Regions from separate parts of the Mus musculus genome. Here all the other regions are linked to region 3. The links are chromatin loops, found by intact Hi-C in ENCODE. Cell type or tissue: heart. All regions are shown on one strand. Links, peaks and the distances in the headings refer to the core of each region. The heading gives the core; the rest is flanking DNA. Region 1 holds the start of Zfp444 (zinc finger protein 444). Region 2 overlaps Usp29 (ubiquitin specific peptidase 29). Region 3 holds the start of Zfp78 (zinc finger protein 78).

Region 1 (10,209 bases), core at 3,663-6,162, 190 kb after region 3:
AGAAAGAAAGAAAGAGAGAAAAGAAAAGAAAAGAAAAGCAAAGCAAAGCAAAGCAAAGCAAAGCAAAGCAGGGGTCAGATGGCTCAGTGGGCAAGAACACTGACTGCTCTTCCAAAGGTCCTGAGTTCAAATCCCAGTAACCACATGGTGGCTCACAACCACCCATAATGAGATCCCATAATGAGATCTGACGCCCTCTTCTGGAGTGTCTGAAGACAGCTACAGTGTACTTATATATAATAATAAATAAATCTTAAAAAAAGGAGCTGGGCGTGGTGGCTCACGCCTTTAAGCCCAGCACTCAGGAGGCAGAGGCAGGTGGATTTCTGAGTTCGAGACCAGCCTGGTCTACAAAGTGAGTTCCAGGACAGCCAGGGATATACAGAGAAACCCTGTCTTGAAAAACCAAAAAAAAAAAAAAAAGGAAAGCAAGCCTTTCTCAACATGCTTATCTGTTTTTTACACTGGAGTTATACTGGTTTTTGGTTTTTGCCACTATATGCGTGATGGGATTAGAGCCCTAGTCATCGGGGCTGGATAGACGGGTCAGCTGTTAAGAGCTCTGGCTGGACCTGGGTTCAATTCCCAAAACCCACATGGTGGCTCACACCTACCTGTAACTCCAGTTCCAGAGTTTCTGACACCTTCACAAAGACATACATGCCAGCAAAACACCAATGCACATAAAATAAAAATAAGTGATATATTTAAAAAAGAAGAGGTACCCTGGTCATCTACAGGAACAACAAGTGCTCTTAGCAGCTGAGTCACATCGCCGGTCCCTTGGCATGCTTGTCTATAAGGTGGAATTAAGACTCTATCATTCTGTGGCTTTACTATCTGAAGGTAAAACATGCCATAAACTACATATCAATTTCCCAAAACAAATTCCTTTCTTAGCTGATGGAAAGGGACAACAGAGAACTAACCCTGGTTGATTAGCACTGTGGTGTGGATGCTAGGCAGGAGGAATGGGAACGGGTTCCTGCCAGCTCTTTCCCTCCCTGGAGCCCTAGGAGACACAAGCCTATCAACATAGTAGTTTCCAATCACAAATGGTCTGAGCGGTCAGCAACTCCCCCACCCCACTCCCCACGTCAAAGTCCACAGCAGATGTCTTTCATGTCTGGATCAAGTGAAAGGGGGCATTCCTTTGAGGCAAGCCCAAATTCCTGCAATAAAGAGAAAATTCAGATTTATGACCTAAAGTGGCCAGTCGAGAGCCGTATGGTAGGAGGAGACACACGTGTAGATGAGGTAAGAGAATGGAAGTAACAGTGAGATACATATTTATATCCCTCAGAAGCCTCACCCTACAGTGGCCTGCAGACCTTCACACTGGGCCTGGCAGGGGAGTAAGGGCTGTAGAGAATTCAAAAGGATGCCCGGCAAAGGTTAAGATGGAAAACCTCAGCAAGTGCACGTTCAGGCACTGGCCTTCAGGGCCAGATCAAGAGTAACTCAGCATTGGCCCAGAAGTGGGTGATAAGGATCCTAAGCTGCTTGTCACCTACTGCAGGGACGGGGTTTTAAAGTGGCTGGGCAGGAAAGCAGGGGCTGGTGAGATAAACAGTTAGCTTTTCCTTCTGCACACAGAGCCTACAGAACTAAAATAGTCAATTAGGGCACTGGCTAAAAAGTTACTAGTTACTAACACTGACTACTTAGTAACTAGTTACTGACACTGGTTAGTCATTAGTCTTTCTATGCCACATATCCTAAGTTCCAGGTCACAAAAAGTAACTCTTGGCTGACAAACCAGTTAAACTAAATGCTACAAAAGTTAACTATTTCCTCCTCGCTTGGCCCCAAAGGATGGGCAGTGGACTTCTTGAGCAAGGTCCACGATACCATGGAAAGAGGAGAGCTCTGTGTCCCACATCAATAATCTCTAACTGCTTTTCTACTTCACCAAGCTGTTGATTTCTGGAGGGGGTGGGCACTCAAGCGCATTCCGTGCGCGTTGCCTGTGGAGGCCTGAGGTCGAGGTTAGGGTTTCTTTATCTTCCTTCCTTTTTTTTTTTTTTTAAAAGATTTATTTATTTATTTTATGTATATGAGTACACTGTTGCTGTCTTCAGATGCACCAGAAGAGGGCATCAGATCCCATTACAGATGGTTGTGAGCCACCATGTGGTTGTTGGGAATTGAACTCAGCACCTCTGGAAGAGCAGCCAGTGCTCTTAACCGCTGAGCCATCCCTCCAGCCCCTTTACCTTCCTTTTTAAAAGTCTCTTATGGAACCTAAAGCCTGCCTTTTCATCTGCGATGAGAAGCCAGTGAACACACACTGAGGTGCCCTTGTGCTGCTCAACCTTTACCCAGTTCTGATTGTCCTCAGCTTGTACTTTAGCCCATTGAGCCATCTCCCCAGCATCTGTTTTTGGTTTGTTTTCGTTTTACTTTTATTCTATTAAATGCGTAACTTTCAGTGTCCCCTTCTTCTACCTCTCTCTCCTACACTTCGACCCTGATGTTCATTCTCTCTGAATCCATCAATGGTCCTTCAAAAGGCCAGGAATCTGCACTGGGCACTCTGTGCCCTGAGCTGCACAACTCACCAAATATTTACTCAGAGGACAAGGGCTTCGGAATTGGAACCGATTCCAGCTGCGTACCAGCAATGTGTCCTCGGTCAAAGAACAACTGCTCCTTTCAAAGACTAATCTCCATCTCCTTGGCTGTAAAATGGGAGCAATAATCGAGGTTGGAAAGTCAAGTAAAATAAAGAGCAAAAAAGTACCCCAGAGCATGGCTGGAGAGGTGGCTCAGCAGTTAAGAGTACTGGTTGCTGCTTTTCCAGAGGACCTGGGTTCAATGCCCAGCACCCACATGGCAGCTCACAACTGAAACTCTAGAATCAGAGGATGCAGTAAACACATATGCAGGCAAAATATGGATGCACGTTAAAATAAAAATAAATCATTAAAAGAAAAAAAAAGTACCCAGAACACCACCTGGCAATAAACAAACCCCACCTATTGCATTTACTATCAACACACATTAACCCTCCAACTCCTTGTGAGTCATTTACGTAAAGCCACTGTGAAACAAGCGCCCAAGACTAAATTGTAAATTGGAATAGGTGTTAAAATAGCATATAAAAAGGAGTGAAGACTGGCAGTGGTGGCTCATGCCTTTAAGCCCTGCTCTTGGGAGGCAGAGGCAGGCGGATTTGAGTTCAAGGCCAGCCTGGTCTACAGAGTGAGTTCCAGGACAGCCAGGGTTATACAGAGAAACTCTGTCTTGAAAAACCAAAAAAAAAAAAAAAAAAAGTTAAGATGAGTATTTTTGTTTGTTTGTTTTTAAATTCAATTACTTTCACCGGTTTAAAGCTTGGCATGGCTCTCGAGTGTGATTAAGGCCAGCCTGGGCTACAGGAGACCATACCCAAAACACCATCATCAACAACAACAAAAACCCTGAACAAAACAAAAAAACTAGGCCAACGCTTGTAATCTGAGCACGTGAGAGGCTGAGCCAGGAGGATCAGAACCGAGAGATTTAAGTCCCTCTTATCCTGTTAAAACCTGTCTCCAAGCCCCTTCTGCACATTAATGAATTTCGCCTCTCGCGACAAGCTAATGAGGCGGATACGCTTGTAATGAAGAAATACTTATCCTCCAGAACCTCAACTCGACAGAAGTGCGTGTGAACGTGTGACCAGCACACAGGACTAGCCACCTGCACCGGTCTACGCTGCTATGGCACGGTGCCCCTGGATAGACCCCTTCCCGCAATCCTTTTCGAAGAGGTTAGAGGTCCCGGCGCCCCAGGATTTCTCAGTGGGGTCCAACTTCCACTCCACTCTCAGTTTCCAACCATCCCAGGGCTCCCCCTCGAACATCCCAGCCCCCTCCCGCTGCCCAGCCTCCCCAGGCCTCCAACTCTCCCGCGTCTGCATCTCGCGTTCCTCCCGCTCCCCGGCCCGCCCCCAGAACCCCACCTCCAGCCTCCTATCATCCCCCTCCCCCAAGCCGCCCATCCCTCCCTTCCTCTCCCTCCTCCAGACCTGGGTACCCCTCCCCGTGGTCCGCCCGTTCCCCGTACACCGGACTCCCCAGCCCTTCCTTTTCCCTCTAGCTCACCTCACTCTCCTGGGCGAGGCCCCCCAAACAACCTCACCTTCCCGCACATGCGCACAAAGCTCATCGGGACTCCATGCCCCAGCAGGCTTTGCGCCAAATTCACCCGTACTTCCCCGCCCCCACGTCCCCTCACTCTCTACACTAGGAATCGCTAATTCTACCCAACACTTCCCACCTCTCCCAGCTGGAAACTACATCTCCCAAGAAACATCGCGACAAAGCGGCTTTCCATTAGCCCTACTGTGATGAGTCCTGTACGCTCGTGCGTCCCGAGCTAGCCAGAAAACTACATTTCTTAAAGTGTAAAGAAGAAAACCCGATTCCTATTGGCTCACACAGGCGCAAACAGAGCGCTTCTGATTTTGGACTACATTTCCCAGATTTCACGTGGATTTCCTTCCTCTACCATCCCTCACAAGACACCCCGCCGGCTGACTTCTGGCAAACGCGGACGGGTCGGGGAGGGATAAGAGGAATCTGTGGTTTCGTTGTCGTGGAAACCGGGGGAGGCAGCACACTTGGGAGACCCGCCTCCAGGACCTTTAAGCGCCTATAGAGGAGGTCGTGGAGGCTATGCCAGAGTTCTCCTCAGATCAGCAGTGGGAGATCCGTCTCCTTGACAACAGTTGCAGTATCGCCCTCCCGCTCCAGTACTAGGTTAAAGGAAGGTTGAGGCTGGTCAACGAAACCTGACCTCTGAGAATTAGTTCGCTCGTCCCATACTGTCAGTCCACTCTCTAGCCTCAGTTTCCCGTCTTGTGAATAGGAAGGAAAATATTACGTGTCAAACGGCGCTTGTGTAGCCCCCTACGGACACTGAAGCCTCAGTTTCCCTACCTCAGAAAAGGCAAGAAGGTTTTGAGTTTGCTCTTTGTAATATGTATGGGTGTTTCGCTGAGTCGGTGCACCATGTGCTCGCAGTACCCACGGAGGCCAGAAAGCGGCGTGGGATTCCCTTAGACCTGTATTACAGACGGTTGTGAGCCACATGTAGGTGCTAGAAGGACGTCTAGAATAGCTTGTGCTTCGTTGTTAACCTCTTTGTCATCTTTCCAGCCCTACCCCTACCTACTACCCCAACGCACCACATACACACGTACTCGCAGGAGCGCAAGAAGGTTATGAGACTTTCTGTTTACGTGATAGATGGCTCTTACAAGCTAGTGGGGCAGACAGAGACTCTCCCCTCCTCACTGGACTTCGAAAAAAGGTGACATTGGCACACAAAGGAAATCATGTGAAGCAGAGTTGTTATTGTCCTTACCAAATTCGTGGATGGACAATACCATTGCCCTAGTTTCTATTTACTCACTAGTTTACAGCTTAGAGACGGATCTATCCCCACAACAGCTAAACTTAATCCTGTCCCACCTCTCTGCCCTCTCTGTCCCTCATCTTGGTAAGTGTGCTAACCACACAAGCTGCTTTGCTATTTGAAGAGCGAGCCTGCAATACCACATTCTTTTCCTAGTGGTGCTTTTCACATACTAGTTGGATTCTTTTCGTATATGATTTAAAACTTTTTTAAGACGGAGTCTCTTGTAGCCCAGATTAGTCTCCAACTCACTGTCTGGCTAAGGATGATCCTCTGCCTCCGCCTCCAGAATGCCAGAATTTGAAGTGTGAACTACCATGCCCAGCTTTATTTTCACGTTTATCTATATTGGCTTTTTTTTTTTTTACTACATATTTATTGTGATTTAGTGTGTGTGTGTGTGGGGGGGGTATGAGTGTGTATGCGTGTCACAGTTTGTTACATGGAGGACAGTGTGTGTGTGGGGGGGGGTATGAGTGTGTATGCGTGTCACAGTTTGTTACGTGGAGGACAGTGTGTGTGTGGGGGGGGTATGAGTGTGTATGTGTGTCACAGTTTGTTACGTGGAGGACAGTGTGTGGGGGGGGGTATGAGTGTGTATGCGTGTCACAGTTTGTTACGTGGAGGACAGAGGGCTGCTTTCAGGAGTTGGTTCTCTTTCCCCAGGCAGAGACGGGATTGAAAGCAGGATACCAGGCTTGGCTGCGGGTGCCTTTACTCACTGAGCGATCTCAGTGGCCCAATTTCCTTCCTTTGTAAAACTGAAAATTGTAATCTCAGCACGTGGGAGGTGGACACAGGAAGATCAGGAGGTTGAGGTCTTCCCCTCCACTATACAGTGAGTTTGAAGCCAGCTTGGGCTACATGAGACTCTTTCTCAAAAACCTGAGATGGCTCAGCTAAGTAAAAGTGCTTGCTGCCAGGCGGGGCAAGCTTTGATGCTGGCAACCATATGGCAGAAGAAAATAACTGACTTACGTGTGTGTGTGTGTGTGTGTGTACATATATATTATTTAAAAATTAATTTATCAAGCAGGGCATGGTGGTGCACGCCTTTAATCCCAGCACTTGGGAGCCAGAGGCAGGTGGATTTCTGAGTTCGAGGCCAGCCTGGTCTACAGAGTGAGTTCCAGGACAGCCAGGACTGCACAGAGAAACCTGTCTCAAAAAAAAATTATTTTATGTGTATGGGGGTGTTGTACAAGCACTCTTCACTACTGAACCATATCTCCAGCCACTGAACTTAAAACAAACAAGCAAACAAACAAACAAAAAAGAAAACAGCAACAAAGTCTGGGACATGGCTTAGTATTAAAAAGTTTGCTTAACATGTTTTAAGGCCCTGAGTTCATCCCTAGCACTGCAAAGAACAGAACTAAATAAGATTCGGTTGTATGAATATGGACCATTTTGCTTCTCCATGCATGAGAGGGTTCCTTTAGACACAGGAGGGATTTTATCTCTTGTTTAAAACCGTCCAATATACACTTTGAGTTTCTCCTGTACGGTCACCCACATGTCTGACTCTCTCAGATCCAAGTTCCTGTTCCAAATGCAGTGTCTTTGTTCACATCAGCAGAAACAAACAATCCTCAGAAGCTGCAGCCTGGGCCAGGGCAAGGGGACAGAGCAAATAGACTAGGAGGAAGCTTCCAGCCTATACTCCCCACTTGGCCAGGTGCCTGTAGGCTGGGTACAAAGTTCACACAGGCCAGCAGCCCAGCAGCTCTCCTCCCACTCCTTCACTGCTGTAATGGAGTGACCACCTGCATAGATTCACATTCTCCCCACCTCTCCAGAGTAGGGTTTTTTTTTTTTTTTTTTGGTTTTTCGAGACAGGGTTTCTCTGTATAGCTCCGGCTGTCCTGGAACTCACTTTGTAGACCAGGCTGGCCTCGAACTCAGAAAACTGCCTGCCTCTGCCTCCCGAGTGCTGGGATTAAAGGCGTGTGCCACCACGCCCGGCTTCAGAGTAGGGTTTTAATAAAGATATTTTCATATAGGTTTAAGGATGGGGTTGGATAAATGGCTTAGAGGTTGAAAGTGGGCTGAAGAGATGGCTCAGCAGTTAAGAACACTGACTATTCTTCCAGAGGTCCTGAGTTCAATTCCCAGTAACCACATGGTGGCTCCCAACCATCTGTAATGGGATCCAGTGCCGTCTTCTGGGATGCAGGTGTACATGCAGATAGAACACTCATACACATAAAATAAATATTAAAAAAAGAAAGAAAAAAGAAAATCATGAGTATGTTTAAAAAGAACTTTGCCTGCAGTGATACATAAGTGTGGCTGAACACCTAGGGATGAGGAAGTTATTTAGCTATAGGGTGACCAGCACAAGAACATACACCGGTTCCTGACAGAGCCTGCACTGGCTAACCATCAATGGTTAATAGCTAATGGTTTGTGGGCTCTGAAGTTTAAATGAGGCTTTCCTTGCCATGGGTAAAATTTCCCCTGGGTAAAATTTCCCCTCAGTCTCCTGGTCATGTAAGGGACGGGATGACATGGTTCCTACCGTTGGAACAGAGCCAGAAGGGCATGGCCCTCCACTAGTGTTGATGGGTGCTGTGGGCATAAGTCTTGTTTATATAATAGTTTTCATGTTCCTCCTTCGAGGAAAGTCCCCTCTGCCAAGGTTAATGACTCCATGATAATCAGAGACAGCTTGAGTCTGGGAGGCGAGGTTGTGTCTACGTCTCAGCAAAATGATAGAACCTTCAGGACATCCCTTAAGGATGTGGGAAAGAATGCTGAAAACAGAAGTATAATATAGCTCCTCAGCTATGCAAAGTATAAGGATGCAGTATGAACCGTATAAGGAGCGTCACAGAGCTAAAGGAGCAGAGGCAGCTGCACACAGCCAGCTGCTCAGACAGATACTAAGGACATAAAGAGATTTTGGAAGTGGCGATAGAAAGGTAAGATCCCACCCAGCTAAAATTTTTTGTTTATGCTTACAAAGGTGGATAGATTCCTGGGTTCAAGGTCAGCCTGGGAGAGAGAGAGTTAGGCAGAACCCAGGTATTGTAGGAATGGTAATTTAGGGTGGGAGGGATCCCACCCAGCTATCCTACTGTTTGTGCTTGTGCTTGCTGTCTCTAAGAATCAAGGGGCTGGAGTCAAGTTGATTCAAGTTGTTGTTGTTGTTGTTGTTTTCACTGCTCCCAGACACTCCTTTCATGAATCCTTCTCCAAGCTGAGGCCAGCCCTTGGCATCAGTCCTTTGTCACAAGTTTAAAAAACAGCCTAGATAAAATGACTGGTGTGTGCTGTGGAGGGCGTGATCCTGCCTTTTTTTTTTTTTTTTTTTAGATTTTATTTTATTTTAGTATATGAGAGTTTATGCTGGAAGAAGTTAGAGTCTGTCAGATCCCCTGGGACTGAAGTAACAGGTGACTGAACCACCATGATGTGGATACAGGGAACGCAACCCCAGTCCTCTATTGAGCCATCTTTTCAGCTGCCAGGCCTCCACTTTTTACTTGGCCTAGTATACTGCTTCCATGCAATAAACTGAAAACAGTCAACAAAAAGACAAAAATGCAATAAGAGGTGGATAATTGGGATCTAGACATAATTCAGATAGCCCAGCAGAGTCCTTGCTAGAGATTGGCTGAGGCTCAAGTGTCTGGGTGCCTTGGCCAAAGCAATATGAAGATGGATTTGCTAGTGGGGCTTCCAGGGAGTGTTTCTTCCACTATAAAAACGAGATCATTAGATCTCATTTCTCACAAGAAAACATTGCAGTCTGGTCTGCAGGTAACACTAGACTGTGGCAGCCATGGAGCTGGAGCAATGGCTCAGTATTTAAGAACACATAGTGCTTGACTTAAACTTTCTATTGCTGAGACAAAACACGGTGATATATATATATATGCAAGCCGAGGAGGAAAGGGTTTATTTAGGTTACATTTCCACATTGTAGTCCATCTTTGCAGAAGGAAGTATATGGAACTCGAATGGCAGGAACATGGAGGCAGGAGCTGATGCAGAGGCCATGGAGGGCTGCTGCCTACTAGCTTGTTCCTTGTGCTTGCTTGCTTTTTTTTTTTTTTTTTTTTTTTTTTTGGTTTTTCGAGACAGGGTTTTTCTGTGTAGCCCTGGCTGTCCTGGAACTCACTCTGTAGACCAGGCTGGCCTCCAACTCAGAAATCTGCCTGCCTCTGCCTCCCAAGTGCTGGGATTAAAGGCGTGTGCCACCATGCCCGACTTTGCTTTCTTTTTTGTTTGTTTGTTTTAAAGATATACTTATGTATATGAGTGCACTGTAGCTGTACAGATGGTTGTGAGCCTTCATATGGTAGTTGGGTATTGAATTTTTTTTAGGACCTCTGTTCCCTATGGTCAACCCTGCTTGCTCAGTCCCTGCTCACTCCAGCCCAAAGATTTATTTATTATTATACATAAGTATACTGTAGCTGTCTTCAGACGTACCAGAAGAAGGCGTTAGATCTCATTACGGGTGGTTGTGAGCCACCATGTAGTTGCTGGGATTTGAATTCAGGACCTTTGGAAGAACAGTCAGTGCTCTTACCCGCTGAGCCATCTCTCCAGCCCTCAGCCAGCTTTCTTATAGAAAGCAGGACCACCAACCAGTCCAGGGATAGCCCCACTCACAGTGGGCCCTCCCTCATCAATCACTAATTAAGACAATGCTTGGCAGGCTTGCCTGCCACCTGATCTTATGGAGTCATTTATTTTCTCTTTCTTTCTCTCTCTCTCTCCCCCACCCTGTTTCTCTTCTTTCTTTCTTTCTTTCTTTCTTTCTTTCTTTCTTTCTTTCTTTCTTTCTTTCTTTCT
Region 2 (10,209 bases), core at 3,598-6,097, 560 kb before region 3:
AGTCAACAATCTCTAGTTTTTCCATCTAGAAATGGAGAATATGTGTTTCTGGATTATGATAAGGGTTATAATAAGTGCTACTTGTAAATTGCTTAGCCCCATACCTGTCAAAGTATGGCAGAGTTTGTAAAATAATGTGTTTCAGGCTGCATAGATACCAGAATGGGAGGAGATGTATTAGTTAGGATTCAATAAAGGAAGAGAGCTGATAGAAAATATGTATCAGGTCAGGCATGGTGGCACACGCCTTTAATCTCAACTCTTGGGAGTCAGAAGTGAGTTTGAGATCAGCTTGGTCTACAAAGTGAGTCTAGGGTAACCATGGCTGTTACAAAGAGAAACACCGTCTCAAACAAAACAAACAAAACAATGTGTTAGAAGAGACTTTCTCCTCTTAGTTTGCACAATACAACCTGGGTTTCTACAGTGGCCGTCTGGAGAGGCTGAGGACCCAGAGGCTTTAGAGTCCAGAGGCAGGAGGCCTCTGTGGGTCTAATCCTGGCCTGGACAGTTCCTGGGGAGCCAGTGGTCTTCAGTCCATGTTGGAAAGACAACGGAGCTGGGTTCTGATATATATGAAGGATTGAATGTAGTGACAGACATGGTTGGGCAGATGGACTAAAAGACAGACTAGACGAACTTGCCAACAAGGCAGATAAACTCAACAGCTAGACCTGAAGGCAGTGAGGCAGAAAGCTAAGCGTTTCCCTGGGACCTCCTCATACCTGGCCATCACTGGAAGGTGACGGACCTTCCTGATTCAAGTGGCCCGATCAAGACAAGCTCCCACAGTGTGCCTAGCATCTTACCTCTCACTTAACTACAGATCCAGTCAGATTGACAGCCAAGATCATCCTTCAGAAGGATGAGAAGATTGACAGTTCACTACAATTGCAAATGCAGATTCCCAGGCCGCTTTCCGGACTAGGGAAGGCAAAATGCTCGTCCCATCTTTACCTCCCTTCTACTCGCCTGATTTATTTATTTATTTTTATTTATTTATTTATTTATTGCTGCAAAAATTGTCCTGAAGCCTTCCCTCTGTCTGCATCTGTCTCTGTCTCTTTCTATCTTTCTGTCCGTCTGTCTTTCTGTGTCATGTGTCTCTCTGTCTCTATTTCTCTGTCTGTTGTGTGTGTCTCTGTCTCTATCTTTCTGTCTGTCTTTCTGTCTTTATCTCTATCTCTGACTATCTCTCTGTGTCTCATGTGTCTCTGTCTCTCTGTGTGTCCTGTGTCTCTCTGTTTCTCTGTATTTCTCTGTGTTGTGTCTCTCTGTTTCTCTGTCTCCCTCTTTCTGTCTCTGTCTCTCTCTGTGTTGTGTGTCTCTCTGTCTCTGTTTCTGTGTCTTTGTCTCTCTATGTCCTTCTGTTGGTCTCTCTGTGTCATGTGTCTTTGTGTGTTGTGTGTCTGTCTCTGTCTTTCTGTCTATCTCTGCTTCTCTCTGTCCCTCTGTATGTCATGTGTCTCTCTGTCTGTCTTTTTGTCTCTGTCTGTGTCTCTCTCTCTGTGCCTCTATGTCTGTCTCACTCTGTGTCTTTATCTCTCTCTCTCTCTCTCTCACTACTTTCTGCTCACTGCAGGATAAAGTAATGGCACCAGGATGAAGATTTTCTCTGGCTCCCCCTGCATTCCAAGCCCATTCCAATGTCCAGCACAGTAGATATTTTATGTGCACAGTCATGACTCAGTATCCATGGTGGATCTGTCCTAAGACTCCTGAGTATGCTACGATCCACACATAGTCAAGCCCTTTATATAAAGTGGCAGTGTTTGCAGATATTACGCATATGGATTTTTTTCCTATAGTTATTTATTTTGTGTGTTTGTATGGTGTCTGTTGCAGGGTGCACACGCGCAATGGCACACTTGAGGTGGTCAGAGGATGGTGTTCAGGAGTCTCTTCTTCCACCATGTGAGACCTGGGGAGTGAACTCACTTCATCAGGCTTGAAAGCAAATGCCTTGACTTACCAAGACAGCTCTTCAATCTCACATTTATTTTAGTCAACTTTAGATTACTTCTAGTACCTAACACCATGTAAGTTCTATGTAATAGTAATTACACTGTTGTAGGAAGTTCTGACCCTTCAAAAATACCTATGTCCTTTCATTCAGGATGTGACTTTTTTTTTCTAATTTTGTTTTGAGACAGGGTCTCACTGTGTAGCCCTAACTGGTCTTGAACTTGTTATGTAGACCAGGCTGGCTTTGAACTCACAAAAACTCTGCTTGTTTCTGCCTCCCAAGTGCTGGAGCTAAAGGTGCACACTTCTGAATGTTTTCAATGCAGATCTTGTTGCATCTATGGAGATGGAATCTATGGCTTGACAGGTAGAATGGACTGGGAAAGAGAGGGTGTGTGTGTGGAGGGCACAACATCAAAGAGAGGTGGCTGGGTAAGGTGCAGGAAGCAGAGATCCAGAATTCAGAATTCAAGCAGAGTCCCTGTGAAGAGGGGAAGAGAAATCCAGGCTGGTGTGAGGAGCTTACTGGGTGAGGAGCTTGCCCCTGTGTTCTCAGACATATGGAAGAGCAAAGCGAACATCTTCAGCTCAGATGTCCGTGATGCCCCGAAAGGTGCATGCACATTATACAAAGACTCAGCATGCCCATAAAAGACATTTTCAATATCTATGTATGTGCATGTGTGCATGCTTGCAAACACCACGGCGCAGGCTCAGAATACACAGGAGAGCTTCTAGGTGTTAGTTTTCTCCTTCCACCATGTGGGTCCTGAAATCTTACTTAGATTAGCAGGCTTGGCAGCAAGTGTTTTCATCAACAGACCCATCTGGCCTCCCACTCCTCATTTTTCTTTCTTTTTTGAGGCAAGTCTCAATAGCTCAGGCTGGCTTCAGACATGCTAGATAGCTGAGGATAACTGTGAACTCCCGATCAACCTGCTTCTGCTTGGCTGGTGTTTGGATCACAGGTACTCACTACCGTTCAGGGTTTACGTAGTGTTAGGACTGAGCCCAGATCTCATGCCTGCTCTCACAGTATTATTGATCTTTATGTGTGGTTTTGTGTGGTCGCCTCATCTGAGAAGCAAGCATCTTTAATGAGGCATTGTGGGATTTCCTTTCACCTATACTGTGTTCCTGTTCTTGTGACAATACCAGCAGCAAAGAGTAAGTGCAAAATTAATATATTAATTTAACCAGGCCAGAGTGATGGCTTGGCCAGTAAAGACATTTGCCACCAAGGCTGACAGGCTGAGTTTGATTGCTTTAACCCACATGGATTGTAGAAGGAGAGAGAGAACTGACTCAAACAGTTGTCTTCTGACTCTCATATGCTTGCAATATATATATACTAATATAACTATCTACACCAGGTATAGCGGCCCATTACTGTAATCCTAGAACATGGAAATTCAGAGCAGGAAGATTGTCATACATTTGAGGTCAGTCTGGTCTATATAACAAGATCCTATCTCAGCAACAAGAATGGACTTATCTTTGTTAATCATTCATAATCTTTGAGTGTGAGGGACAGATAAATGGCTTAATCATGAATGAATAAAAAGAAGAACAAATAGCAATCACATTGCTGGTTCTTTGGGCCAGCTTGAGATTTCTGCCTGGGATGACAGAGACCAACACAGACCTGTACTCTCCCTGCCTTTCTGCAGAGGCCTTGTCTGGTGATGCATTTTAATTACATAAAAGTCTAAGGGCTGGAGTGTCAGGCTCTGTCTCCTTCTGATCTCTCATCTGGCCATATCTGTTTCTATGGAAACCACAGCAGACTGAGAAGAGAAGGTGGCTGCCACAAGACCAGGGAGAGGGGCAGAACCTGGAGTATTATAGGCTCTGGACTCAGGCTTATAGACACACAGGTGTATGTGTGGTGTGTGTGTGTGTGTGTGTGTGTGTGTGTGCGTATGTGTGTGTGGTGAAGTGGGTGTGATGTGTATGTGGGTATGTGTGTATGGGGGTATGTGTGTGTCTGTGGTGTGTGGTGTGGTATGTGTGGTGTGTGTGTGTATGGTGTGTGATATGTGTGTAGTGTGTGTGTATGTGGTGTGGTGTGTGTAGTGTGTGTGGTGTGTGGTATGTGTATGGTATGTGTGTGTGGTATATGGTGTGTGTGTGGGTGTGTGGTGTATGGTGTGTGTGGGAGGGTGTGTGTGTGTGGTGTGGTGTGTGTGTGTAGTATATGGTATGTATGTGGGGTGTGTATGTGTGGTATATGGTATGTGGTGTGTGTGGTGTGTGTGTGTGTGTGTGATGTGGTGTATGTGTGTGTGTTTGGTGTATGGTGTGTGTGTGTGTGTGTGTGTGTGTGTGTGTGTGTGTGTGTGTGTGCACATAGGCTCAAAGTGCCAACCTGGATTCACAGTGGAGATTCTGCAAAGGTTTAAGAGTACTGAAGCAAGTGTCCATTGACCAGAGGCTTGTGTCCCTCAGAACTTCTCATCTATTATGTAGAAAAGTCTCGAGGTCAGTGAGGCACTGGACGCGCCCAAATAAAGATGTCTAGCACATGGCTGCAGCCTAGCTGATTATGGTAGCCTCTAACCTGTCCTCATCCAGACTCACCATGGAAGTTGCTACTTGCTAAATATGTGGATCCCGTGGATCCCGGGTTACACCTCAGTAACATGTGCCTGGGGCCAGCAAGAGGGCTCAGCACATCAAGGCACTTGCCACCAAGCCTGATAGCCCGAGTTCAATCCCCAGATTGGAAGAAGAGAACCAATTCCTGCAAGTTGTCCCTTGAGTTCCACATGTATATTATGTGTGAACACACACACACACACACACACACACACACACACACACACGGCACATAGTAGGTCTTCCATATAGATAGCCTTGATGGAAAGGAAAAAAGGAAAGGGATGGAGGAAGAGAAAAGATTGGTGCTGCGGAGCCGCAGTGGGCTGGTGGCTTCCTATGAGCTTTAAGTTGTTACACTGTGGAGCAAGCTGCCAGTAGAGGGCACCCGCGATCATTCTTCAGTCTGCAAACTGGAAAGGAATGGATGGACAGAGACAGAAGCAAAGAACTTTATGGCTGAAGATTGTGTCCTTTTCCCGTGGAAGAGGAGAGGGGGACAGCCACGGGATCTAATCGTTTGTGTGTTGTGTCTTGTTTTCTTGGGGAGACCGTAGTAAAGGTCCACACACTCGCAGACTTCAGTGTAAACCTCTTTCCCCTCTGCCCAGGTCCTCCAGCATCCTGACTCCCAGCTGTCTGCTGTTTACAAGGGAGGCTTGGGGTACCATACGATGTCTGTGGGCCTCCAGAGTCACTCAGTGTCAACCGCAGCCAGAGCCACCTTGCTTTGACATAAGTCTGAACTGCTTGTTGTCAACTGGGGCTTCCTTCCACACTCAGGGTAAAATCCAAGCTGCTAAGAGGGGGCAGAGGGGAAAGAGGTTTACACTGAGGCCTTGGGTATGCCTCTAAATCCTGCCTTTATCAAACTACAGGCTCCGTTTCCAGCTTCTCAGCCTCCCCCCCAACTCTGGGGTTATTAAGATCAATCTGAGTGTTCCAGAATCTCACATACTGAAGACTCAATGCCTGTGCCTCCGAATGCTTTTGGAAAAGGGATATTGATCGATTGATTGATTGATTGATTTATATGAAAATGTTGGAGCCCATATGTGCCTTGGTGCACATTTGAAAGTCAGAGGACAGTTTGAGGGAGTCGGTTCTTTTCTTCCACAATGTGGGTTCTGGAGATCAAACTCAGGTGGACAGGCTTGGTGGCAAGTGCCTTTCTTTTTGGCCCATATTTATTCTCAAGACAGGGTCTTGTTATGTAGCCTGGTGTGGCTTTGACATCACAGCAATTCTCTGGTTTCAAGCTCCTGAGAGCTAGAATGACAGGCACGGCCACCATCGGTGTCACGCGCAGCTATAAACAGCCATCCTTTTATTTTTGCTATGCAGGAGACAGAGCCTAGGGCCTCCCTCACTGGTGGATTCCAGACATTCTGTGTCTCCAACCCTGGAGACAGGGTCTTTAACACAAACAAACATACACTTATTTATTTATTTATTTATGTGTCCCTGCGTGTGTGTTGCTTCGTGAATGACGCTGTAAATGTGGAGGTCAGAGGTCGGCTTACAGGAGTTAGTTCTCTCCTAACATATGGGTCCTGGGTCACTGAACTTGGGACATCAAACTTGGCACAAGGGGCTTTGTCTGCTGAGCTATCTTGGCAGCCCCGAGATAGAGTTGTAATAGATGTGATTAAGGCAAAATGAGAGGGGCTGGCCATCCATGTTTATAGCAAGGTTATTCACAAATAGCCAAATTACAAGAGTAATTTAGATGCCCATCAACCGACGAAAGGATAAAGAGAATGTAATAGGCAGCAGCATGTTCCCCCCCTACCCCCCCAGTGGTGCATTATTCAGGCATAAAGCATAAAATTATGTCATTTTCAGGAAAATCGATGGAGATCATTACGTTAAACAAAGAAGCCCCACTCAGAAAGACAAGTATTACGCGTTCTGTCTCAGACGCAGAACCTAAATCTTATCATATCTACAACGTGAGAACAAACAGGACAATGGAGGAAAGAAAGAGGCCACCAGGAGCAGTGAGAAAGGACGGGGACCGTGCAGAGGATCACGAGAAGCACACAATGACCCGTATATGGAAATGCTGTGCTGAAACCTGTTGCTTTTTTTGTCTTGTTATGTTGAGGCAGGGTTTCTCAGTAGGTAAGCTGCCTTGAAACTCACTCTGCAGACCAGGCTGGCCCCGAACTTAGAGGTCCACCTGCCTCTGCCTCCCGAGTGCTGGGACTAAAAGTGTGCGCCACCACCAATTGGCTGATACCTTTTTTTTTTTTTTTTTTTTGACTTTTTTTTTTTTTTTTTTTTTTGAGATATGACCTCACTTTGCAGCCCAACTGTCCTGAGCTGTATAATCCAAAACGCCCTTGAACCCATAACCATCTTTCTTTCTTCAGCATCCTGAGTTCAGAAATTACCAGGCATGAGTCACTACTTGAAATTTATTATTTCCTATGTCAAGTTAAAAAACAAAAACTTCAAGCTGGAGAGATGGGCCTGTGGGTAAGAGAGGGCGCCTGCTGCTCTTGCAGAGGACCCAACTACAGTTCCCAGCATCTATGTCAGTGGCTCAAAACAGCCTGTAACCCCAGCTCCAGCAGATCTGGAACCATTAGTATGTCTTTTTTCCAGATTGGGAAACTGAGGCATGGATTAAAACAAAACAAAACAAAACAAAACAAAACAAAACAAAAACAAAACCTACTGTTGCAAGGCTGTAGAGATGGCCCCATCAGTAGATGTCTGCCTTGCATGTGTAGGGCCAGACTCTTATTGAGTTTTGAGGAGCCAGACCCAGGTCCTCAGACTTGGACAGCAGGCGCTTTACCTACTGAGTGAGCTATTGCCCCAGGCCTCCGTTTCTTTGAATTCTAAACACCAAATGCTGCTCTTGGCTGTGAAGGTTCCCAGAACTAGATCAGAGCCTGATGGATGAACAGTAGGCAGACGCTCAGAGTGTAGCCATAATTAATGTCTGTTTTTTGTTGATGCAACTGTAAGAGACATTAGTAGTGGTGACTACTTTTTGAGTGTGAACTGCCTGGGCTCAAACACCAATTCTACGCAGGAGCTTTATCTTTAAGGGATGGACGTTATAAGTTTCAGATTCAGTGACCCTGTTTATCTCTGTACACACACACACACACACACACACACACACAGAGAGAGAGAGAGAGAGAGAGAGAGAGAGAGAGAGAGAGAGAGAGAGAGAGAGAGAGCAAAAGCACCGTGGGGTGCATGATGGTTTAAATTACTGTTATTGAGACGCGCAGTTGATCACTGTGTACAGGGAAGATACATTTGGCTATTTTCTATACTCTGTCCTCAGACTTCAATGGCAACGTCTTCCACCTCACAGATCAAGGCCAAAGCCATCTTTCTAAACTGTGGACACAACCACCTTATTCTATTTTTTTTAATTAAAATTAAAAATTTTTCATTCTACGTGTGGATGGGTGTTTTGTCTGCATGTGTGTCTGTGCACCACACATGTGCCTGGGTGCTCTTAGAGGTTGGAAGAGGGTGTCAGGTCCCTTGGATTGAAGTGACAAGTAGTTGGTGCGGGGAAAGTGGACCTGGGTTCTCTGGACGAGCAGCCAATGTTCTCAAGTACTGAGTCACTGTGGTGAATGTATAGCGGTCAAAGGATTATTGTTTGGAGTTAATTCTCTCTCTCTTCTCACCATAAAAGTCCTGGATGTACAACTCAGTTCATCGGTCTTGGGGGCTTTTATTGCTCAGTCACTTTTCATGCCTATTTTGCTGTTTAATTTATTGATTCTGTTTTTATATTTTTATGTACAGGGTGTGTGTGTCTGCCTGCCTGCCTGCCTGTCTGTCTGTCTATGTGTGAATGCACATGTTCCATGGCATGTATGAAGAGATCAGAGGACACTTGTTTTGTCTTTAATATATATTTTTCCTATTCTTTCCAGGGGGCGGGCAGATTTTGTACAACATGTTTTGCTCGTATCACCTTCTCCCCCAACTCCTCCCACATCCAGGCTCCTTCCCTGTCCATTCAACTTTGTGTCTTGTTTGTTTGCTTGCTTGCTTGTTTTAAAGTCCATCAAGTCCATTTTGCACTGCCCAAATATTCTTGGAGAGAGGAGGTAGGCATGGAGTCCTCCCACCCTTAGCTGAAGGGCTATTGGCAGTTAATTAATCGTTGCTGGGAGAGAAGGGGCCAGTTTTCTCTATGAGCATAGCCCTGGGAAGCCGACCACATTCCAGTGGAAGGCCACAAAAGGCCTCAAAATTTTGAGGAGTCAGTTCTCTCCTTCCACTGTGAAACCCAGGGATCAAACCCAGGTCATAGGCTTGCATGGCAAACATTTTACCTCAGAGCCATCTTACTGGGCCATGTTTCCTTATTACAACCCCCTCACTGTCTTCTAGAAAGTTGAAAGATGTAAATCTCGCTACATTCCCATCACACCCGGAGCTATGAATGCTTATCAGCTTCGTGCAAAGAAAATGAAATATTGATAAACTTGTGATTACATCTCCGGCTCCTGCGGCTGCAGGCTTCCTCCCGTGAGGAGTAGTGCTTGTGGATATATCTTCCTTTGGGGAAGTGTTTTTATTACATAGTAATTGTGGGTGATGACTGTGACATCTCAGAAGTCACCAGACGTACATTCTGAGCAGGCTGCCGAGAGGAATCTTCACACAGCAATTCCCAAACCAGCATTTGTTGATTATGAGCGCAGCCTACGTGTAATTGGTTTTTTTGTACTCTGTCTCTTTGGGTATATCCAGAGCTGTCAACGTTGTGATTTCTCTGGAGACACAGACAACAAACATGTTCCTCATCTTTTGAAACAAACAAGTTTCTATAGTGCAAACCGTGGAGATCACATTTCCCAGGGGCGGACATACCTAAACCATTTGTCACTGGATCGGCTTTCCCTGCAGCTAATCCCCCCTCAACAGCTGTGTTGGCCGCTGCGGTATGTCAAACTGCTTCTGACCCGCCCGGGGCTTCTGCTGGCAGGCAGGCAGCAGGGGACAGAACTGGCCGCCCTGCCCAGCGGCAGCAGCTGCAGACCTGTTGGTGACAGGAAAGCTGTTGATCGATCATCACGATCACGGGTAAAGTTGGTCACCCGTGAAAGCGGCAGCTCCCACCTCCATGGAGCAAATTCTGAGAAGCCCCTTTGACCGAAAGGAGGGGCTGGAGTTGAGTCGGGGGAGAAGATTGCCCGAGACAGCCGGGCTGCCTGCCAGCTTTCCTGCAGCAAAGGACCCCACCCACCATGGTGGGCTTAGGGCAGAGGCACAGGTTTGCCTGAAGTCAGAGATGGAGTCAGTCCCCCTACGTTCTCTGAGCAGAGAACCCTGGGGCTTCCTTCAGCTACAGTTAGAGGGACAGGACGCATTTTACTGAGACACGACGGAAGCAAATAAACACAAAATCCAAGGTCCACAGGATTCTGGTATCAAGAACGGCTCCTGGGGCCTTCTCTTTTATTGTTGTTTTTAAGTTTGTGAACAACAAAACGATGGGTTTCATTACAGCATTTTAATACATATGTCTTTGTACTTGGCTTGTACTCACTCTCTGATTACCCTTCCTGCCTACCTTAGCCCTCTTCAGCCAGTACTATTTTCTCCTCATATTACACACATACACACACACAAACACACACATATACACACACAGTA
Region 3 (10,209 bases), core at 4,113-6,612:
AAAATCTCTTCTGAGACTCATGCAATCTCATAACTGTAGCCCTGTAAAGTCAAAATTAAAAAGCAGATCACATGCTCGCAACATACAATGCCAAAGCATACACATTATTTCCAAAAGTGGGGCTGGAGAAATGACTCAGCAGTTAGGAACACTGGATGTTCCTCTAGAGGACTGGGGTTCAATTCCCAGCACCCACATGGCAGCTTACAACTGCCTGTAACTCTAGTTCCAGGAGATCCATGCCTCCAGCCATGCATTTGGTGTACATATTTGTGCATGCAGGCAAAATATCCATACAAGCAAAAATAAATAAATCTTTAAAAATAAAAACACATTCCAAAAGGGAGAGAAAGGAGCACAATAAGAAAATCAATACTGGACCAAAGAACAAAGACGGAAAACAAGCAGGGCAAACTCTAAATTCTGCATCTCTGTGTCATTCAGATCTCCGAATCCTTTCAGCTTTGCTGACTGCCACGTACTTCTCTGTCTTGGGCTGGTTCCACACTCAGGCTGCAGCTACCCCACGACTCTAGTATCTCCAACATCTTGAAGTCTCCAACACAATCCTATCTTCACTTTACCCACTTCCCTCAACGGCCTCTCAGGATTTCTATGCAGGGATACAATACTCCTGTCAGAAAGCTCTTTGAATCCTTTCCTTTTGAGTCGCTATGGACACTTCATCACGTAAGCATGGCTGTGTAAATCATTTATCTGAGTGTGGGTTGCACACGCCTGTAATTACAGCACTTGGAAGGCTGAGTTAGGAAGATCAGAGTTCCAAACTCATCCTCTACTTACATAAAGAGTTTGAGGACTGCTGGATTACATGACATTCTGTCTCGAAACATCAACAAAAGGACTGGCATCTGGTGATCAACCTCAGCTCCTGTCCTCTCCTGGATGGGGTTTGGGACTGATCCTCTAATCCCGTTTAGCGTCTGCGATGATCAGCACCGACTCTGAAACTACCTTGAGTCTTGTCAGCCATCAATCAAGAGCAGTCAACAAGGTATTTATTACTTTGGAGATTCCAAGCATTTAAGTGCTGTAATGCAGATCACTGGAAGACACACTTATCATCATACATTTCACAGTTCTCTCACAATCACAGCACTTATTTCTCTCAGACTCTGTCTCCCTCTCTCACACCGAAAACTTACAGCCCAGTTCCTTTCACACACGCACGGGCCTGGCACACCCAAGCACAGACTTAGATCCGGACGCCCAGTCGTCTGAGCTTTCGTGCCCCCTAGATTCCACGCAACCGCCTGCCTACCTCCAGACAGAAAACACAGGGACCACGAGGATCTCCCCTGCCCGCAGCGCTCGGGCTCCCACTCCCTAACAAGCGCCCGCTAGCTGCCTTACCCAGACGCTGTCAACCGAGGAACGCTGGGAGGTTTCCTACAAGCTATGTGTGCGCAAGCGCAGCCTCTGCCAGCGACGACCTAAGAGCTTAATCTGAGAAAGGTGGGGCTGAAGGGGCGTGTACTCAGCGAAGTCTGCGATGAGAAGCGGGTACTACGGAGAACAGTTTCTTAGACTGAGGGTGAAGGCAAAGCTAAGCAGAGAAGAGCAAGGGTCTCAGAAGTTTGATGTGAGGGGCTGGGCTTAGATAGGAAGGTTCCCAGAAGAAACTGGAGTAAGGGGCGGGGCTTGGTGGAGAAGGGGCGTGTTCTCAGCAGAGTCCCTGGAGAGGGCGGTACTAAGTGGGTAAGGGGCGGGAGCTTATCCGTATTAGGTGAGGGGCGGGGTTATCAAGTAGGGCGGGTTCTCAGCTCTGTGTGAGGTGAGGTGAGGGCAGGGATTAGAGGAGGGGCGGGTTCTCAGAAGAATCCGAGGTGAGGGCGGGGCTTAGCAAGAACGGTTGGTCTCCGCCTCCGGAGGTGAGGGCGGAGCTTGGAGGAGAAGGGGCGGGTTCTCAGCGGCTCGTGTGAGGGCGGTGCTAAGCATTGAAGGAGTGGGTTCTCGGCAATCTGAAGGGGCGGGGCTTAGCCAGTAGGGCGGTTCTCCTCACAGTCAGAGGTGAAGGCGGGGCTTGAAGAAGGGGCGGGTTCTCAGCAGATTCTAGAGGGCGGGACTTAGTATAGAAGGGGCGGGTTCTCAGCAAAATCTAGAGGGCGGCGGGGCTTGAGGCGAAAGAGCAGGTTTTCAGCGTAGTGCATGGTGAGCCTGGCGCTAAGCAGAAAAGGGGAGGGTTTACAGCATTCTGAGATGAGGGGCAGGGCTTAGCAAGTAGGGAGGTTCTCCCCGCAGCCCGAGGTGAGGGCGGGGCTTGAAGGAGAAGGGGCGGCTTCTCAGAGGAGTCAGAGAAAAAGGGCAGAATTTGAGGAGAAAGGCACCATTTAAGACTGTTTGCAGAACGGATTGGAGCTGTGACAGTGTGTGGCTGAGTGCGTGATTATACAGAAGGGTTGCCCAGGATTCCTAGCCGTGTCGGTTAGGGCGAGTCTTGCGCCAGCTCTTTGTTAGGCTCCCCACCCTTTCGTGAGGCTTCCCTCACACTCTTTTGTGAGCCTCCTTGATGTCACTGTCCCTTACTTAACCAAGCTCGATCTTTATTGTTAGTTTTTGAGATTATAATTTTTGTAGAGGGAGATTTGAGGTGGTTAGCCCAGACTAACCTCCGAAATGGGTAACTCTTGATCTTTCTGTATCCATTCGTTTTCTTCCAAATTGAAATCAATGGTGTGAGCCCCCACGACGCAAGGCTTGGAAGTTTGATCTTTGCGGGAAAGCTTTGCTACAATAAAAACAGCCACTATTCTACATCTGATTGTCTCCTCCCTCCCACTCATGTTGATCACCTCTGGGATCAGCAAACCAGCATATGTTTCACCTACAAAATGGGAATGTCATAATGTTGGAAGCAGCAAATACGACAATGTCATAGGAACCAAAATATAAGAGTCAGATTTTTTTTCTTTTTTTTTCTTTTTTTTTTCCTTTTTCCGGAGCTGAGGACCGAACCCAGGGCCTTGGGCTTGCTAGGCAAGCACTTTACCACTGAGCTAAATCCCCAACCCCAAGAGTCAGATTTTTTTTTCTGCCTTTTGCCAAACTAGAAATTAACCCTGCATTGAAGAACCAAGAAATCGATAGTTGTATTAAAAGCTGAAACAAATAAAACGAGGCCATGTGGATGAAGAGAGAGAAGAAGCAAAGACAGTTCCCTGGCTTCTTGGATCTTAATTTCCACAGATAAAGCAGACCTGACAAATGGGGGGCTATAAAGAAATATAAAGTAGGGAGGGTGTGTCATACATTTCCTGATTTCTTCAGATAACATTTCAACATCTTTGAAAACCTATTCCATAAAAGATATCTGCTAGTTGTCATCAATTCAGTTTTGACAGTACCTGGAATTGAAGGCTTGGCCCTACAAAACTCCCCACTGTTTGAGATGGAACTCCCAAACTTCAGTTGTTTTACCTGTGTTTCTGACTCTAAGCTGAAGTTTCTACCACCTGTGCTTCTTGAGTTCTATTCATTTGCTAGCGTGAAAGATATCAGGAAAACACAGGATTCTCTTGTTGTTGTTGTTGTTGTTGTTGTTGTTTATAGGAGACTTTAAAGGACACAAATGAACAAGTTGAAGACAAAGTGCAGAAGTAAGTAAGAATTGGAGTTTCTCTCCCCACAGGGTTGAAGTGTGTCACTCCCCTAGCACATGGCTGTATTCTTCTTGGTCTTTCTGAAAGCCTTGCATTGCTTGGAGGCAGAGGCAGGGACTGGGGGCGGGGCGGGGCGGGGCGGGGCGGGGCGGGGCGGGCCAAGCTGAGGCTTTATTAGGTAGGTATGATTGGTTAAGTCATGGGCTACTGTTAATCAATGTTACCTTTATCCACCCCATGCCTCCATACACACACCCTCGCCTCCCTCCCCCCACACACACACTCCAAAGATAAAACTGTGAGTTACAGCTGTCTTAGCACTTGGGTGGCTCCCCTGCAGTCATGTAAAGTACCTTACCACAGTGGTTCTCAGCCTTCCTAATGCTGCAACCCTTTAATACATTTCCTCCTGTGGTGATGACCCCCACCTATAAAATTATTTCCATTGCTACTTCATAACTGTGATTTTGCTACTATTATAAATTGTAATGTAAGTTTCTGATATGCAGGATGTCTGATATGCAACCCCTGTGGAAGGGTGGGCTGACCCCCCCTAAAGAGTTCTCAACTCCCCCATTGAGGAAAACCCTCCTTAACGAACCATGTTGAGTGTAGCTGCTGATTCCTGCTACCTCAGCACTCAGCTGAGGCAGGAGAATTGCCACAAATTCAAAACCAGCCTTGGTTTCATAGTGAGTTCCAGGCCAGCCTCAGCTAGAATGAAATCCTCTTTCAAAAAACACTTTTAGCTTCCAGAAACTGGAGGTGTAGAAGTAAAGAAAACATAAATTTGCAAAACAAAACATGTAATGACTTCATCAACAGAAACTCATTTGTGACTGAAATGGCCTTATAAATAACAAAAGGCTATTTTTCCACTCATGGAAATAATGAAAAAAAATAGATGGGTGGTAGCAGAGTGAAGAATATATGGTAGATGAATAGACAAATAGACATGAGTTACTGATAGATGGAGAGGCAGATGGTAGGTGGATAGGTATGGATATAGAGAGAGATAGATGGATACAGGCCTCCTTGTTGGTCTCACTATCTAGACACCTGTTCTGACTTTCTGTACTTTTTTGTGTTCCTAGACAGAGAACAACATGGTCTAATCCTGCAACTGAGGTAAAGGGTAGATGTATTGTAAGGGTCCATGACTTGCAAAGACCCAAATAGAATGCAATGTCAAAGAGTGTTTATTCTGCAGAAATCCTGCATGCATGGATCCAGCATACATCGAGATGGAATGCAGGTGTGGACTTTGCAGAGTCAGTTTAAAGCCTGTTAGGGTAGGCCTGGCTCTGGCTAACTCCGTCTTTTCAGTATTAAGCTCCTTGGGTTGCTGTTTCTACAGTGGGGGTGAGGATGCCAGAATTCAGCTGACACACGAAAACCATGTTGTAGGGGAAGAAGGTAAATTGCACTGGGTTCAATGTCTTATTGAAGTTGCAGAGGCAGCTCAGTGCTAAATCCTGAAACTGGGAAGGCCTTGGATTGGATAAAGGGGGAAAAATATCAGGGATGGTGCTTACCTGAAATTCCAGCCTTAGCTACATAGTGAGAGTCTGTCTCAACCAAAAAAAAATTACTATATTCCTGTACACAAAGGATCAGAAGATATGGACTCAATCTGGAGTTGACACAAGGAGAGAGGAAAGGGTGTTTAATAACCTTTAAAAGCACCAAGGTATGAAAGGATGTTTCACGGTACTCTAGTGCCACCTGCTGGTAAGAGTGTTCAACTACACCTTTATTTTATTTATTCATTTATTCATTCATTATTTATGTTTAAAGGCTTATTTATTTATTTATTTATTTATTTATTTATTTATTTATTTATTTATTTATGTGAGTGCACTGTAGCTGTACAGATGGTCGTGAGCCTTCGTGTGGTTGTTGGGAATTGAATTTCGGATACCTCTGCTCGCTCCATTCAACCCCACTCTGCCCCACTAGGCCCTGCTCGGTCCCTCTCCCTTCGGTCCACTCCGTTCCCTCAGTCCCTGCTCGCTCTGACCCAAAGATTATTTATTATTATAAGTACACTGTAGCTGACTTCAGACCCACCCCAAAAGGGTTTCAGATCTCATTACGGGTGGTTTTGAGTCACCATGTGGTAGCTGGGATTTGAACTCAGGATCTTTGGAAGAGCAGTCAGTGTTCTTACCCGCTTGCCAGCCCCCATTTTATTTTATTTTATTTTATTTTATTTTATTTTGGTGGAATATTGTTACCCGGAAGTTCTAGGCCACGGTGCTGCTCTTGGGTTACACACTACCACACTCAGCCAATCTGTTTTCAAAACATGGGATAGTTTGGGTCCTACTACTAAGATGTTGCTCTCTTAAGGGTGTTGGATCCCCTGGAACTGGAGTTAAATTCTGACCTGCCATGTGGTTGCTGGGAATTGAACCAGGGTCCTCTGAAAGAGCAGCCAGTGCTCTTCACCACTGATTCATCAATCCAGCCAGAGATGTTGCTCTGTTAAGCCAAAATTTTCTCACATGCTTCCCCCAGCTAGACATTCACTTCTGGGACAAGTTACCCCAGACTCAATGCCTTGAAAAGAAGGGGCTCCTTAAGCCACTAATAATAGTGTATTTGTGTACTCAGTAGGCCTGGCTTCCAGACCAATCCTAATTCTACTGGAAAGGATGGTGGGAAATATCCTTTTTGTGGACTCCTAAAAGGCCACCGGTTCAATGCAGTTTCTAGCCAGAAGTCTCCCTAAGTACTGAGTCCAATTCGGTGATATTCTAACTAACAGCTGGTGGCAGCTGGAGAGTGGCTGCTGTCCAGACCCAGCAACAGTTCTCAAGCTTGGCTGCAGTGAATGATGATGCATGATCCAGGTATCTACTGTGAGATCTCCACCCTGGAGACATTCCTGTGGATGTAACTCCCCAGTCCTCACCAAAACATGGATGGGTAAGATGCTCAGCAGAATTTTTTTTTTTAAGCAATGTAAATATTCAGCAACAGAGAAATGGAGGCAACCATTGCTGGTTCTTACAAAGCAGTTACACTGAGGTAACAGCAAACATCAGCTGGTGTGTCAACATATAAAATCCTTCTCACTCCTAGCAATGGGGAACATGGGGCTGAGCTAGCCATCTTCTGTAACCAGGCAAGGTTGGTTGGGACTAGAACACCAATTCAACCACAAAACCTTCAACCTACGATCTGCCCTGCCTGCGGACTGTTCTAAGACTAGCAAAACTGCATCAAAGAGACCAGCGAGACTCTATCCAGCAAATGACGGGAACAGAGGCAGAGTCCTCCAGCCAAACCTTAGAAGGAGCTTGGGAGTCATGTGGAGAAAGAGGAAGGGAAACCAGAGGGGTTAGCGACACAAGAACACAAGGCACGAAGTCATGGACTTGTGGGTCTCTTGGAAATCAGCGAGTCTGTAGGATCTGACCTAGGGTCTGCATATGTTATGGCTGAGCAGAACTCCTTACAGTGTCAGCAGGGCCTGTCTCCGTTTTCATGCTTATAGGAAGGACCCTTCACCTCCTTCTGAGTTGCCTCATCCAGCCTTGATGTGCTGGCATGTGCCTGGTCTTATTGTAGTTTGTTATGCCCCGTTTGGTTGATGTCCCTGGGAGGCCTGCTCTTTTTGGAAGGGAGGCAGGGGTGAGGTTGGGAGTCTGGGGGAGAGGAGAGATGGGAGGAAGATACTGAAGGGAGGGGAGAGGAAGGGAGAGAGGGGAAACTACAGTTGGGATGTAATATATGAGAGAAGGGGAGAAAAGACCAAAAAGATCTTTTTTTAAGTTGTGAAGACAAAGCTGGGCAGTGGTGGCACGTACATTTAATCCCAGGACTCAAGAAGCAGAAGCAGACAGATCTGTGTGTCTGAGGCCAGCCTGATCTACAGAGCTACTTACAGGACAGCTACATAAAGAAACCCTGTCTGGAAGAACAATAATAACAACCAAACCAAACCAAACCAAAACCATGAAGACACAAGTCAGAAAATATTGGGGACTGGGCACAGAAAACTTGGCACGACTTTGGGAATCATGGTGCTGTGGTAAAATGGCAAGGAAGGAAGAACCTAAGGTTGTGGCATAACTTCATAAACTAGCTACCCAAGATCCAAAGGGTGTGCCGGCTCGATTGTTTTCCACTGGACACAAGCTAGAATCCTCTGGGAAGAGGAACCCTTAACTGAGGGAGTAATCTCCATTAGATCAGTTGGTGGACAAGTACCTGCATGGGGCATTTTAAAAATGATTATTTTTTTTTATTTTACGTGTATTGGTGTATTGCCTATTTGTATGTCTGGGTGTGGGTGTCCGTGTCCGGTGCCCTGGAACTGGAGTTACGACAGTTGTGACCTGCCACGTGTGTAGCCAGTGCTCTTAACTGCTGACCGTCTCTACAGCCCTGGGGATTTCTTTCTTTCTTTTTTTTAAATGACTGACGTTGGAGAGCTCAGCTGTGAGTGGCGCTTTACTTGAGCAGATGGTCCTCTGTTGGAAAACAAACAAAACAACAATAGCAACAAAATCTGAGCAAACCAGGAAGCAAAAGTCTTCATGGTCTTAGCGCCAATTCTGGCCTTGAGTTCCAAGGCTGAGTCCCATTCCTGGTAGACTGTAAGCTGCAAGGTGAAATTAACCCTTTACTCCCTGCGTTGTGTTTGGTCTTGATCTTTATCACATCAATAGAAGGCAAACTAATACAAAGGAGAAAGAGAAAATAGCATTTCAAGGACACTTCAGGGACTTTCTGGTGCTGGCACTGTTCTTTATCATAGATGCTAATGATGATTGTTCCCCAATAAACTGATTTTTATAAGAATTAAAGGTGTGTTGGAATGTCCATTTAACATGAACATGACAGGAGCCTGTATCTCTTTCCCTCTTCGGTACTCATCAGTCGCTGAGGTCTCTGCCATCTAGTCTTGTTCACAGGTAATAAAACACAATTAAGATCTTTAAAATACAACAAAACTAGGAATCATATGAGAAAAATCAAGTGTATTGTGGTTAGAGAGTGCAAAGCTAAATGTGGGACTGGGTGGAGTATCACTTTGAGGATGCAGTGGTAGCTGATGTGGCCCTGACTTGAAGCAATCCTCCTGCCTCAGTTTCTGAAGAGCTAAGATTACAAGCATGCACCACCATGCATGGCTGTTTTGTAATTCTGATTCCTTTATTTAGTGTTTGGGTATTCATTCGGGTTTTCATATACAAGCATATATTCAAAACCTGAAAACCATTGCTCTGGATGTTAAAAAATGTGTTTGTAATTATTAAAAAGGCCAGAGAGTTGCTCAGTGGATAAGCCTGGTGATGTAAGTTCAAGCTCTGGAGCCCACATAAAGGAGGACAGAAAGGAGTGAGTGCCCTCTGATCTCCACATGTGTACTGTGGGATTTACATGTACAGACACACATGCGTGCACACACACACACAAACACTCAGATTTACATGTACAGACACACATGCGTGCACACACACACACAAACACACAGATTCTTATAAAAGTCTTTAATTCCTCTGGGTATATCTTTTGGGGATGGGATCATTGTTATTGTTTGGAGGCAGGGTCTTACTGTGTAGCCACCTGGCCTAAAACTCAGAGATCTGTCTGTCTGCCTTCCAAGTGCCTAGGATTCATGGTGTGGGTTACCACACCCTAGATACAGCTTTATCTTTCCTTCCTTCCTTCCTTCCTTCCTTCCTTCCTTCCTTCCTTCCTTCCTTCCTTCCTTCCTTCCTTCCTTCCTCCTTCCTTCCTTCCTTCCTTCCTTTCTCTCTCTCTCTCTCTCTCTCTCTCTTTCTCTCTCTCTCTCTTTTTTTTGGTTCTTCGAGACAGGGTTTCTCTGTGTAGCCCTAGCTGTCCTGGAACTCACTTTGTAGACCAGGCTGGCCTCGAACTCAGAAATCTGCCTGCCTCTGCCTCCCGAGTGCTGGGATTAAAGACGTGCGACACCACGCCTGGCTCTTGTCTTACCTTTCTTAGCATGTAAACGTATCAAGTCATTCTTTTTCTTGCAGCTCAGTGTTTGCATGGCTTTTTTAAAAAAATATTATCAAGTGAAGAGTAATTTGGCTTTCTTTTCCCTGTGACTAAAACTGGGTGTGGTGGCACGTACTTTTAATATCCCCTGAAGGTAGAGGCAGGCAGATCTCTCTCTCTGAGTTCCAGGTCAGCCTGGATTACATAGCAGATTCCAGGCCAAGAAAGGCTATATAGAGAGACCTTGTCTCAAAACAAATAAATAAATAAATATATAAACCCAAAACGACACAAAAATCCCATGACTAGGTTCTGGATTGCGTTGGGAGACATCATACGTAGAATGAACTGAATAGAGTATCTCAGTAGCAGCACATGGCCTACCCTTTCTTGAAGATGCGCAGTCTGTGATTACCCTAAGCTCACGGGCTCTCCGCATTACTTCCGTTCACAGGGCTGCTTGCCAACAAACCCCCTGATGATTCCTAGTGCCAAGAGCTGGCTTTTCGGCATTTACTATGTTCCTGTGTGTTCCTCTACTGCGCAGTCTGGGGTGCTCGGATGTTGCATCATGCTTTACGCTCCTCCAGCGTCCCTTCTGCTTGTAGGCCTT

The links. Hi-C counts contacts between places; a loop is a spot of excess contacts. Peaks named below come from ENCODE experiments on the same cell type or tissue, not always from the same donor. Only the 100,000 strongest peaks of a DNase experiment are listed, where the experiment ranks them.
Region 1: a loop joins it to region 3, with 4 times the contacts of the local background. A loop is called at or near these places in 2 of 42 quality-filtered maps.
Region 2: it touches region 3 in a loop (14-fold over the local background); 12 of 42 quality-filtered maps call a loop at or near these places.

The regions. Positions count from the first base shown.
Region 1 is chr7:6,166,454-6,176,662 of GRCm38, reverse strand. It overlaps Zfp444 (zinc finger protein 444), which reads right to left and starts at 4,150. Exons shown (of 4, transcript NM_028316.3): 1 at 4,089-4,150. In heart, for the core only: a CTCF peak has its summit at 5,016; DNase peaks (open chromatin) are centred at 4,342 and 5,022; H3K4me3 peaks cover 1,953 bases; H3K27ac peaks cover 1,938 bases.
Region 2 is chr7:6,913,201-6,923,409 of GRCm38, reverse strand. All of the region lies in intron 2 of Usp29 (ubiquitin specific peptidase 29), which reads right to left. Among named protein-coding and RNA genes, the nearest start is that of Zim3, 58 kb to the left of the region's middle. In heart, for the core only: a CTCF peak has its summit at 4,944 (motif pointing right); a DNase peak (open chromatin) is centred at 4,959; H3K27ac peaks cover 1,603 bases.
Region 3 is chr7:6,354,513-6,364,721 of GRCm38, reverse strand. Zfp78 (zinc finger protein 78) reads right to left here and starts at 1,414. Exons shown (of 5, transcript NM_001025163.1): 1 at 1,375-1,414. It also overlaps the pseudogene Gm3854. In heart, for the core only: a CTCF peak has its summit at 5,349 (motif pointing left); a DNase peak (open chromatin) is centred at 6,411.